Linked DNA regions of Homo sapiens: region 1 is linked to region 2. The links are chromatin contacts, found by Hi-C or POLR2A ChIA-PET in ENCODE. All regions are on one chromosome and are shown on one strand. The core of a region is the stretch at or near the end of the contact, and the rest is flanking DNA. Distances in the headings are between cores, read along the strand shown.

Region 1 (5,156 bases), core at 252-2,751, 220 kb before region 2:
ACACAGATTTTGTTCTGTTGAAAAACCAGATTTTATAAAATTGGAGTTAATGCATTTTTAATTCTTATTTTATTGAGCTTTTCTGTAATTTTGTAAAAGAAACTCGTAAGTTTTCAGAAAAGTTTTATAAGCAAATTATCAGAGGTCTTGGGTGACATTAGAAACACAGTGCCAAAGATTCATGTTTGTAAAGATACCAGAAGAAGTCATTCCTTTCATCGAGGACCGGTGCTTAAGCATTTTAGATCCACAGTTTGTGTCTTTGTCACATGGGTTTCTCCTCAGAGTCACGAGTTGCCTGCGGCATGTCCAGGACCCATTGAAGGCAGAAAGAAGAGGAAAGAGGGAGGGCTTTCTCTGACTGAGGTTTTTTGGGGGAGGTAAGCTCTTTCTGGTGACTTCTGCTTTCATCACATCGGAACTGTGTATGTCAACTTCCAGCTGCCTTGGTGGGGGTCTTGTGTTTTTATCAGGGCACACGGCTGCCCTAGAGAGTAATTGGTGTTGTATTAATACAAAAAGAGAGGGCAATGGGTACTGGATTGGCACAACAGTATATGCCATGTTATGCTTTTATTATTTTGTTGATTTTATTTGGATATAATCCTTTTGAAATAATTGCTCCCATCAAAGTGGTAGTACTTCATGTGGCTTTGCTGAAATTTTTTTTTAGTTTCAAAGTTATGAAAATAAACTTAATACTCATTGTATTAGCAAGTAAAGGACAATTGTAATTTTGTTTTCAACTATTGCTGTTGAATGTGATCCATTTTTCTCTGACTCATCTTAGTGTTGTAAACTAGTTAAAAGTCATGCCAAGTTAGGTGTCTATTTCACGGATTTTTAAAACATCATTCCACAGCTTCTTATGAAGCAGCTACTTTTCTAGGGAGAATGGACAGCAAGAGATCAGTGGATGGGAATGATAAGAAATATCCTCTGACCTCAAAGAGCTTCTAATCTGCTGGGTCAAGCGGGAGAGCGGTTGGTAACTATAGTGAAAGGAAGCATGAAACACAAGCTGGATATGGAGGTTAAAGGAAACATTTCTACAAGTCCTGCGGGAAGAGGGTGACAGGACATAAAACAGAGGTAGTGTTATTGTTTAATTTCCATATTTTTAATTGTATTTTTATGAAACTCAATTAGTGTATTACAGAACTTGTCACTTTAGTGAGGAAGGAAAAGGGACTTTATGAGTCAAGGATGTCATTAGAACATGTTAATTCCTCTTAGTTTCTTTCCCTCCTTGTTTTAGAGCTCTGCCAACTCCCAGTGCTTCAAATAGCCACTTTCAGTGGGTGAATATGTTATGGATTTTAGTTTCCCCAAATAAAATATTGTAACCTAATCAAATTATCCACCAGTATGGAAATAAATTCTTAAAAATCAAAGCTTATAGAGCAGACACTGTCAACCTCTTTTCACACATCCTCTGACTCATATCATTCATGTGCACACCCCTTAGAGCGTGGGTGGTTTCTTTTCACATAATTAGAATCATACTGTATGTATTGTTCTGCAACTGGCTTTTCCCCACCTCGTAACAGCTTTTAAAAATTCTTTTCTCCTCAGTATACATGGAATAGTGTTTTTTTTGTTTTGTTTTGTTTTGTTTTTCAGTCAAGGCTGGTACCACCCTTACCTGGGGATTTAAAAAACAAAATATGTGGGAGCATTTTATGGAGGAATCGTTGGCCCAGAATACTAATAGCATCTCATTGAGAAACAATGATATGTGTACTGAAAAGAAATTGAATTTGTCACATAAAAAAAAAGAATGATATGGAAATACCTGCTGTTCTTAGTATTTCTTTAAAAAAATTAAAATAATTTAAAAAATATGATTGTACCTTAAGTATTTTCTTATCAATGGCCAGTGTCTTTACACATCTATTGGTTTGCATGTACAAGAACATAGCACAAACTAGAAGAATTGCTGGGTCAAAGGATATGCATGTTCAAAATTTAATGATGCTCTCGAATCACTCTCCAAAAAGGCTGTACAAAATTGCAGTCCTAATAACAGCATACACATTTTCCCACATCCTTTTCAACACTTGATAGTATCAGTTAATTTTTTTTGCAAGCATATTAAGAAAAAATAAAGTCTTGTTTAAATTTCCATTTTCCTGTCCAAAAAAAGTCTGCAACAGAGTACTTTCAGTTTAATGATAAATGACTAATTTACTCTTAGATATGCAGTTAGTGCTCGTCTGCTCTGGATTCTCTGCTGCCTATTTCATGTTTCAAAAACAGACTCATTTACAAATCAGTCACCTCTTTGGAGTGTCTTTTTAGTCCCATCTGCACAGGGTGTCACACTGATCCTCATTGGCAGGAGTAAATTTTATGAAGAACTATGAATTGGTATTTGCATAGAGGGAGCTGTATTTTCCAAACTGTGGTTGCTACTGCATCACTGGGTTGGTGAAATCAAATTAGGGACAATGAGCAATGTAAACAAAGAAATAGAATATAAAATATTGGAGCGTATCATACAGTAAGGGTAAGACATGTTTCGTGAAACATTTCATATGTATTTGTGTTTTGAATATGGGTTTCTGTGTACATATATATGCATATATCATATGTATACTGCGTGGTGATGTGAAATATCTCTGAGCTATGGAATGCTGGTATGGAGAATCTCAGCTTTAAACATTTATTCAAGGCACAGTTTATTTCTGCCCTGCCTGAGGCAACAGTTTCATACTTGATTGTGGCATTTCACAAAATAAGTTGCCAATCATAACAATACTTTGTGAAAGGTTAAAGACTAAGGCTTTTTTTTTTGAGACGGAGTCTTGCTCTGTTGCCAGGCTGGAGTGTGGTGGTGCGATCTTGGCATCTCAGCTCACTGCAATCTCCGCCTCCTGGGTTCAAGTGATTCTCCTGCCTCAGCCTCCCGCATATCTGGGATTACAGGCACATGCCACTACGCCTGGCTAGTTTTTGTATTTTTAGTAGAGACGGGGTTTCACCTTGTTGGCCAGGATGGTCTTGATCCCTTGACCTCGTGATCCACCCTCCTCGGCCTCCCAAAGTGCTGAGATTACAGGCTTGAGCCACCGTGCCTGGCCAAGACTAAGGCTTTTTAAGAGGAACTTAAATGCTTAGAAATACATGTCACCTAGTTAGACCTGGAAATATAATAGGTGTGGAAAGTCAAATTGTCTTGAGTGCAGAATGAAGAAATGAAGTTTTACACCCTACTAAATTTAATTTCACTGAGCAATTTAATTTTTCCTTGCTCCAGTGCAGTTACTGAACTTGACTCTGTGGTAGCTGTTTAGCTCTGCAGGCAAGAGAATGCAGAGGAAATCCTTGAATTTCAACAGCCTCTCCCTGTGAGTGGGCACAAGTGCAACTGATTATCCAAAAGTAGTTGCTTAAACTAATTTAGACTATTTAGCTAACCTCAATCCCAGTGCCGATCTTATGTTGCTTAGAAAATTACCTGTTGGTGATTATAATAAATGGAGGTAATTAAAATTTTAAAAAGTGATGGAACATTCTGCATGTGGGTGTATTTAATTATCTGGCAGGTGTTCATATTTCTACAGTGTGAAACTTGTGCATAAACAATAGCCTTTCTGTTAGAAATTCTGTTCACACTTTTGTGTTTCTCCCCTTTTAGAGGTAGGTATTTTCAATTGCTTGGAGAATAACAGTGATGATCTAACTAATTTGTTTTGCAGTGTGTGTTTCCTAAGTGGTTATATATTTTTTTGCTTGTTTTACTTCAACTGATTCTAACTTTTCTTACTTGAATTACTCTTATTCAGTAATTGCATCTTCATAAAAAATGATATGAATGGAAACATGATTTTCTAGATTTTAAAGTAATTTTAGAAAAATTGGGCTTTTAAAGTTCTGTGATATAGCCATACCTTAATTTTTTTTTTTTTTTTTTGAGATAGAGTTTCACTCTTGTTGCCCAGGCTGGAGTGTAATGGCGCGATCTCAGCTCACCGCAACCTCTGCCTCCGGGTTCAAGTGATTCTCCTGCTTCAACCTCCCGAGTAGCTGGGATTACAGGCATGAGCCGCCACGCCTGGCTAATTTTGTATTTTTAGTAGAGTTGGGGTTTCTCCATGTTGGTCAGGCTGGTCTCGAACTCCTGACCTCAGGTGATCTGCCCACCTCAGCCTCCCACAGTGCTGGGATTACAGGCATGAACCACTGCACCTGGCCAGCCATACCTTAATTTAAATTTTATAAGGTATTACTGATACATTTTAGCAAAGGTAAACACAAAATAATAAATATTATTTCATCTAGCAAAGAAGATGAAGTGAAAGTTCTTTAAGGACTATCAACCAGAACATAAAATTATTGAATACTAATGTTCTGATACAGTTTCATGGTCTATATTGTTAATAAGAAATAGAAGCAGTATTAACATTGAGTATACTTATTGTGTTACTTTAAATTTAGGTAAAATTATTTAACCCCAAAAAAGTGTGAAATAATTTTATACATATTCAGTCTAATCATATCTTTGTGATGGTATTTTCTATTGATCTCATTTATGTTTGGTCATAATCTGATACCTATTGTGATTTCCAGTGGGCACCTCCTGTCAATGTAACTTTGCTCATGTAAGCGCCTTGAGCTCTTTGCTGGTGGTGAGTGTGATGACTGACATTTCTGTCCTGTAGCTTCTGGAATGTTGTCAGACAGGAGATCCTTCACATGAGTATATGGATAGTATATATGCTCCGGATCCATGTTATTACCCTTATTCCCTTCCTCTTGGAAAACATTCCTTTCCGTTCACCTTCCGTCTAAAGAAGCTGCTGCTACATCTGGAAAGAGGAGACAAGGTTAGGGTTAGGTGATTTCTGAGTGAGCATTGAAGTTTCGTTGTTTCTACAACTATTCTATTTTGTTAACGTGTGTCATAACTTAAAATGATGTAAATGCTAATTAAACCAATTGGCTTGATGAAAGAAGCTTGCATATTACAAAAAGAAAGTCTTATTAGTAGATGTTTAGAAATACAAAGGAAAACTGTCATACCACAGTTTGTGCTCCAAAATTTATTTTGTGAGTTTCTTTGAATAGAATTCTTTGTGTTCCTTAACGTTTTTGCTTTTCCTAAGATTTGACCTCTCCAAATTTAAATAATAAATGGAAAAAGCTTGTCAACA
Region 2 (4,788 bases), core at 712-3,211:
TCTGGGAATCTGTGCAATAGCAGTGATGGCTTTGGGAACCCCAGGCACAGCGTGATCAATGTTTTTGTTGGAAGAGCTCAGAAAAACCAAGGGGACCGGTCCAATTACCAGGATAAATCCCTATCAAGAAACATCTCTTTGAAGAAAGCAAAGAAGCCTCCCCTGCCACCCTCCCGGACAGACTCCCTCCGCAGGATTCCCAAGAAGAGCAGCCAGTGCAACGGGCAGGTGCTCAACGAGAGCCTGATCGCCACACTCCAGCACTCGCTGCAGCTGAGCCTCCCAGGCAAGAGTGGCAGCTCGCCCTCCCAGAGCCCCTGCAGTGACTTGGAAGAGCCCTGGCTGCCCCGCTCCCGGAGCCAGAGCACAGTTAGTGCTGGCAGCAGCATGACTTCCGCCACCACCCCCAATGTCTACTCCCTGTGCGGGGCCACGCCATCGCAGAGTGACACAAGCAGCGTCAAGTCAGAGTACACGGACCCCTGGGGTTATTACATTGACTACACGGGCATGCAGGAAGATCCGGGGAACCCGGCAGGGGGCTGTTCAACCAGCAGTGGGGTGCCCACTGGGAACGGGCCAGTCCGCCATGTCCAAGAAGGGTCCAGAGCCACAATGCCCCAAGTGCCCGGTGGTTCAGTCAAACCAAAGATCATGTCACCAGAGAAGTCACACAGAGTCATTTCTCCATCCAGTGGGTATTCCAGCCAGTCGAATACACCCACAGCACTCACCCCTGTGCCTGTGTTTTTAAAATCAGTGTCACCAGCAAACGGGAAGGGGAAGCCCAAGCCCAAGGTACCAGAAAGGAAGTCCTCTCTGATATCTTCAGTATCCATTTCCTCATCGTCCACTTCTCTTTCTTCTAGTACTTCTACTGAAGGAAGTGGCACTATGAAGAAGCTGGATCCAGCCGTGGGCTCTCCCCCGGCTCCTCCTCCTCCTCCTGTTCCCTCTCCTCCATTCCCTTGTCCTGCAGACAGGTCTCCTTTCCTTCCTCCCCCACCTCCTGTCACAGATTGCTCCCAGGGCTCTCCTCTGCCTCACTCTCCTGTGTTCCCCCCTCCGCCGCCAGAAGCTCTCATTCCTTTCTGCTCCCCACCTGATTGGTGCCTTTCTCCTCCCCGCCCTGCACTGAGCCCCATTCTTCCAGATTCACCTGTGTCCTTGCCATTGCCCCCACCTCTCTTACCTTCCTCGGAACCCCCACCTGCCCCACCTCTTGACCCCAAATTCATGAAAGACACCAGGCCGCCTTTCACAAATTCTGGCCAGCCAGAATCCTCCCGGGGATCCTTGAGGCCGCCTTCTACCAAGGAGGAGACCAGCAGGCCCCCCATGCCCCTGATAACCACGGAAGCATTGCAGATGGTGCAGTTGAGGCCCGTGAGAAAGAACTCAGGCGCTGAGGCGGCACAGTTGTCTGAACGAACAGCTCAGGAACAACGAACTCCAGTTGCTCCACAGTACCACTTAAAGCCATCTGCTTTCCTGAAATCCCGAAATAGCACAAATGAAATGGAGAGTGAAAGCCAGCCTGCCTCTGTGACAAGCTCGCTTCCGACGCCTGCCAAGAGCTCGAGTCAGGGTGACCATGGCAGTGCGGCTGAGCGTGGTGGCCCTGTGAGCCGCAGCCCTGGAGCTCCAAGCGCTGGGGAGGCAGAGGCTCGGCCCAGCCCCAGCACCACCCCACTCCCAGACTCTTCACCCAGCAGGAAGCCACCCCCCATTTCCAAGAAGCCCAAACTGTTCCTGGTGGTACCACCTCCGCAGAAAGATTTTGCAGTGGAGCCCGCAGAGAACGTGAGCGAAGCCCTCCGAGCTGTGCCCAGCCCCACGACGGGAGAGGAGGGCTCTGTGCACAGCAGGGAGGCAAAAGAGAGTTCTGCAGCCCAAGCTGGCTCTCATGCCACGCACCCTGGCACCTCGGTTCTTGAGGGAGGAGCTGCAGGATCCATGTCTCCCAGCAGAGTGGAAGCCAATGTCCCCATGGTTCAGCCTGATGTCTCACCAGCCCCCAAGCAGGAGGAGCCAGCCGAGAACAGTGCGGATACTGGGGGCGATGGGGAGAGCTGCCTATCTCAACAGGACGGAGCAGGTGAGTCTGGCTTCCTGGCTTCTCTCTCCTGTGCCCTCTGCCCATATGCAGCTGAACCAGATAGGGTTGTTGAATGCTCACACGTGGAAAGAACCCAGGTAGATCAGATTCCTGTTAAAGCTAGCAGTATGTAGGCTTCCTGTGTTAAAACACAGATTAAGTTACCAACTTTGCATTTTGTTATTATTTTTAAAATCTAGACCTAAAGGCATGGCAGAAAATAGGGGGATGGAGATGATCTGCAGCAGGCTGGGTATTAAATAGCAATGGGTAACACCTCCCTTCCGAAGAGCCGCGCAAAGAAACGTTGCAACAAAATTTAAGAGAGATGCCATGGGCGTTCCATACTTTAACAAAGAATGAGCTCTGGCTCTCAGGCTAGTGTCATTTCCTCCCTTCTTTGTAAACTATCAAACTACAGACCCACGGCATCTCCCTGTGGTTCTCACATTGTCGGGAATGGCAGGGAAGCAGCATATTTAGAAGCTTGGCTGAGGACTGAAATTCCAGTCACTTGTGCGTCTTGTATGCCTGCCTGCTCTTCTGTAGCTGGGGTGCCGGAGACCAACGCAGCCGGTTCATCCTCAGAGGCCTGTGACTTCCTCAAGGAAGACGGGAATGATGAGGTAATGACCCCCAGTCGACCCAGGACCACAGAAGACCTTTTTGCAGCTATTCACAGGTATTTCAAACTCCTTCCTCTGACTTTAATCTACTGTGTAATTCCTTCTTTCCAAGCAGCACCTCAATTTACTTTTCTTCCTTGAGGTTTCTTCTGTCACCCAATCATAACTCCTTAACTTTACTGTTGATTTTTTAGTGGGTTTCTACAGTTTTATTTCCTCTGGCTCCAATTTCTGTTTTACTTTGTCTCACTGATTTTTATGACATTGGGGACAGTGGCTCAATGTGATACGTTCTGGTAGGCGCTGCTCTTCCTGGCAAGGAGCGCAGTGTGGCAGTCATAAGACAGAGTATATTAGCAAGAGTCGGATTAAAGTGACTGACAGTGCAGTCAGGAGGAGGAATGCTATGTTCTGTGGACTTAGGATGCACAGACTAGCTCCATGGGACTCTCTTCCTAAAGATGTTTTAGTTTATTCTAATTTTTTTCATTTTACAGAAAAACCACAGTTATACAGAGCAATTTCTTTGGCTGCTTAAGTGTTTCTATAAAAGAGTACGGCCCTTTAAGCGGGAGCAAAAGAATGACTTATGCTTGTTAATATACCACTAGTGCCATCTACTGGCATCAGAAATCGTTGGGTTTAAAAACAAACAAAAAGGGTAAAATTTTCAAAGTAATGGCCTGAACTGTTACACTTTTTATATGTGGTCACCTTTAAGAGTAAATATGATTTAGCACTGAAGTTTTACTTACTGCATCACTTTTCTGATTGGAAACAGCTGACTACTCCCACACAGTGTCATCGTAAAAGCTGATGACTGTATATGTGCAACTACGTTAAGCCGTAATGCTGTATAAACCTTTTGCTTCCTTCTAGACTTCTCTACCACGGTATTTCCAGGTAACTCTAATGAATGTCCTTATGCTGCCAAGGCCTTATTTTGCCCTGAATGAAGATCCTTTCTTTTTTTTTAACCTCCTGAAACAAAGCATCCTGTAGAATCATTTGATTCTGTGTGTGAATGATCTTATGTCAGCACTGCTTTCCCAATTCTTGGACTCTCCCTGAAAAGACTATTGCATAAGATGAAAAACATAGTGCTGTACCTACCTGAAACTCTTCATGCAACACATTAACATCTAACTTGGTGTGGGGGGAACGAAGCCGGTGAATTAATGTTCTTGTCAAGAATTACGCTCTTTACGTCGCTCCTCTAGTGTTGGTATAATAGATCCTAAAGACTGCCCCTTTTAACATGGACTGGTTTCTTCAGTCTCATTAGAAGTGAAAAGGTAGCTGGTTGTCCAATTATTTCTCAAAACAGAGAAATGATAAATGATGCATCCTTTGAAACTTCAGTGGCAATTCTAGAAGTTCCCATAGATGTTTCTAACTCTTAACCACGCTAGACACATAAGAAGCACTCAATAAATATTTCCTGAATTAAATGAAACCAACTGGTATTTAACCATTAGAAGATTCTTCCAAGACTCAGAGTATTTCATTTAGTATGGAATGCACTGGGTTGCTAAATATACAGGCATATCTGTCTATTTATAATAGCCATCCACAGAGAAGATTTGCGTAGCCTGGTTGTTCTGTGTACTCGATACTTGGTTCCAGTGAGGAAACCCAACTGTTGTGGGTCCAAATTACTGCATATTTTTTCCCAAAAATATGCCAAAGGCCTCTTCTATATTTTGGCAACCTTCTTAAGGCATCGAAAAATGTGTTGTTTCTCTTACTAGGACGTTACATCGACTGCAGATGTAGAAATCGGTCAGTTGGTGTTACTCAGTGCACGTATGAGAGAAGTCAAAGCCAAATAGGCCTTAGGAATGGATTGCAGAGAGAGAGTGAGGACATATGCTAATTTCTGTTGTAGCGTTGAGAATAAATTAGCAGACATAGTAAAAATCCATCTACTGTCTGTGCTTTTTTAGGGCTTTATTTTTATGTCCTTCAGCGCTTAAGCTCATAATTTAAAATAAAGAATATCTAAGTTGAAACACAGCTTCCAAATTTTATAATGCAAATTAATTCGCTTCAGATTTAAAGCCA

Evidence for each region. Hi-C counts contacts between places; a loop is a spot of excess contacts on that map. ChIA-PET counts read pairs that join two places held with the same protein, here RNA polymerase II (POLR2A). Pooled maps may share reads with other maps.
Region 1: a loop to region 2 is called in a pooled map, with 2.5 times the contacts of the local background. The contact joins two enhancer-like sites. A Hi-C loop is called at or near these places in 1 of 50 pooled maps. POLR2A ChIA-PET finds 5 or more read pairs at or near these places in 2 of 52 experiments (Caco-2 and GM12878).

The regions. Positions count from the first base shown.
Region 1 is chr6:138,651,201-138,656,356 of GRCh38, reverse strand. It overlaps a transcript of NHSL1 not described here. Among named protein-coding and RNA genes, the nearest start is that of NHSL1-AS1, 38 kb to the left of the region's middle. Within about 2 kb of position 1,501, at least 3 of the 41 ENCODE cell types and tissues checked have a DNase peak (open chromatin) inside an H3K27ac peak, as active enhancers do.
Region 2 is chr6:138,427,703-138,432,490 of GRCh38, reverse strand. It overlaps NHSL1 (NHS like 1), which reads left to right. Exons shown (of 8, transcript NM_001144060.2): 6 at 1-2,098; 7 at 2,648-2,780. Among named protein-coding and RNA genes, the nearest start is that of MIR3145, 5.2 kb to the left of the region's middle. RefSeq lists enhancers at 1,306-1,805, 1,806-2,307. Within about 2 kb of position 1,961, at least 5 of the 41 ENCODE cell types and tissues checked have a DNase peak (open chromatin) inside an H3K27ac peak, as active enhancers do.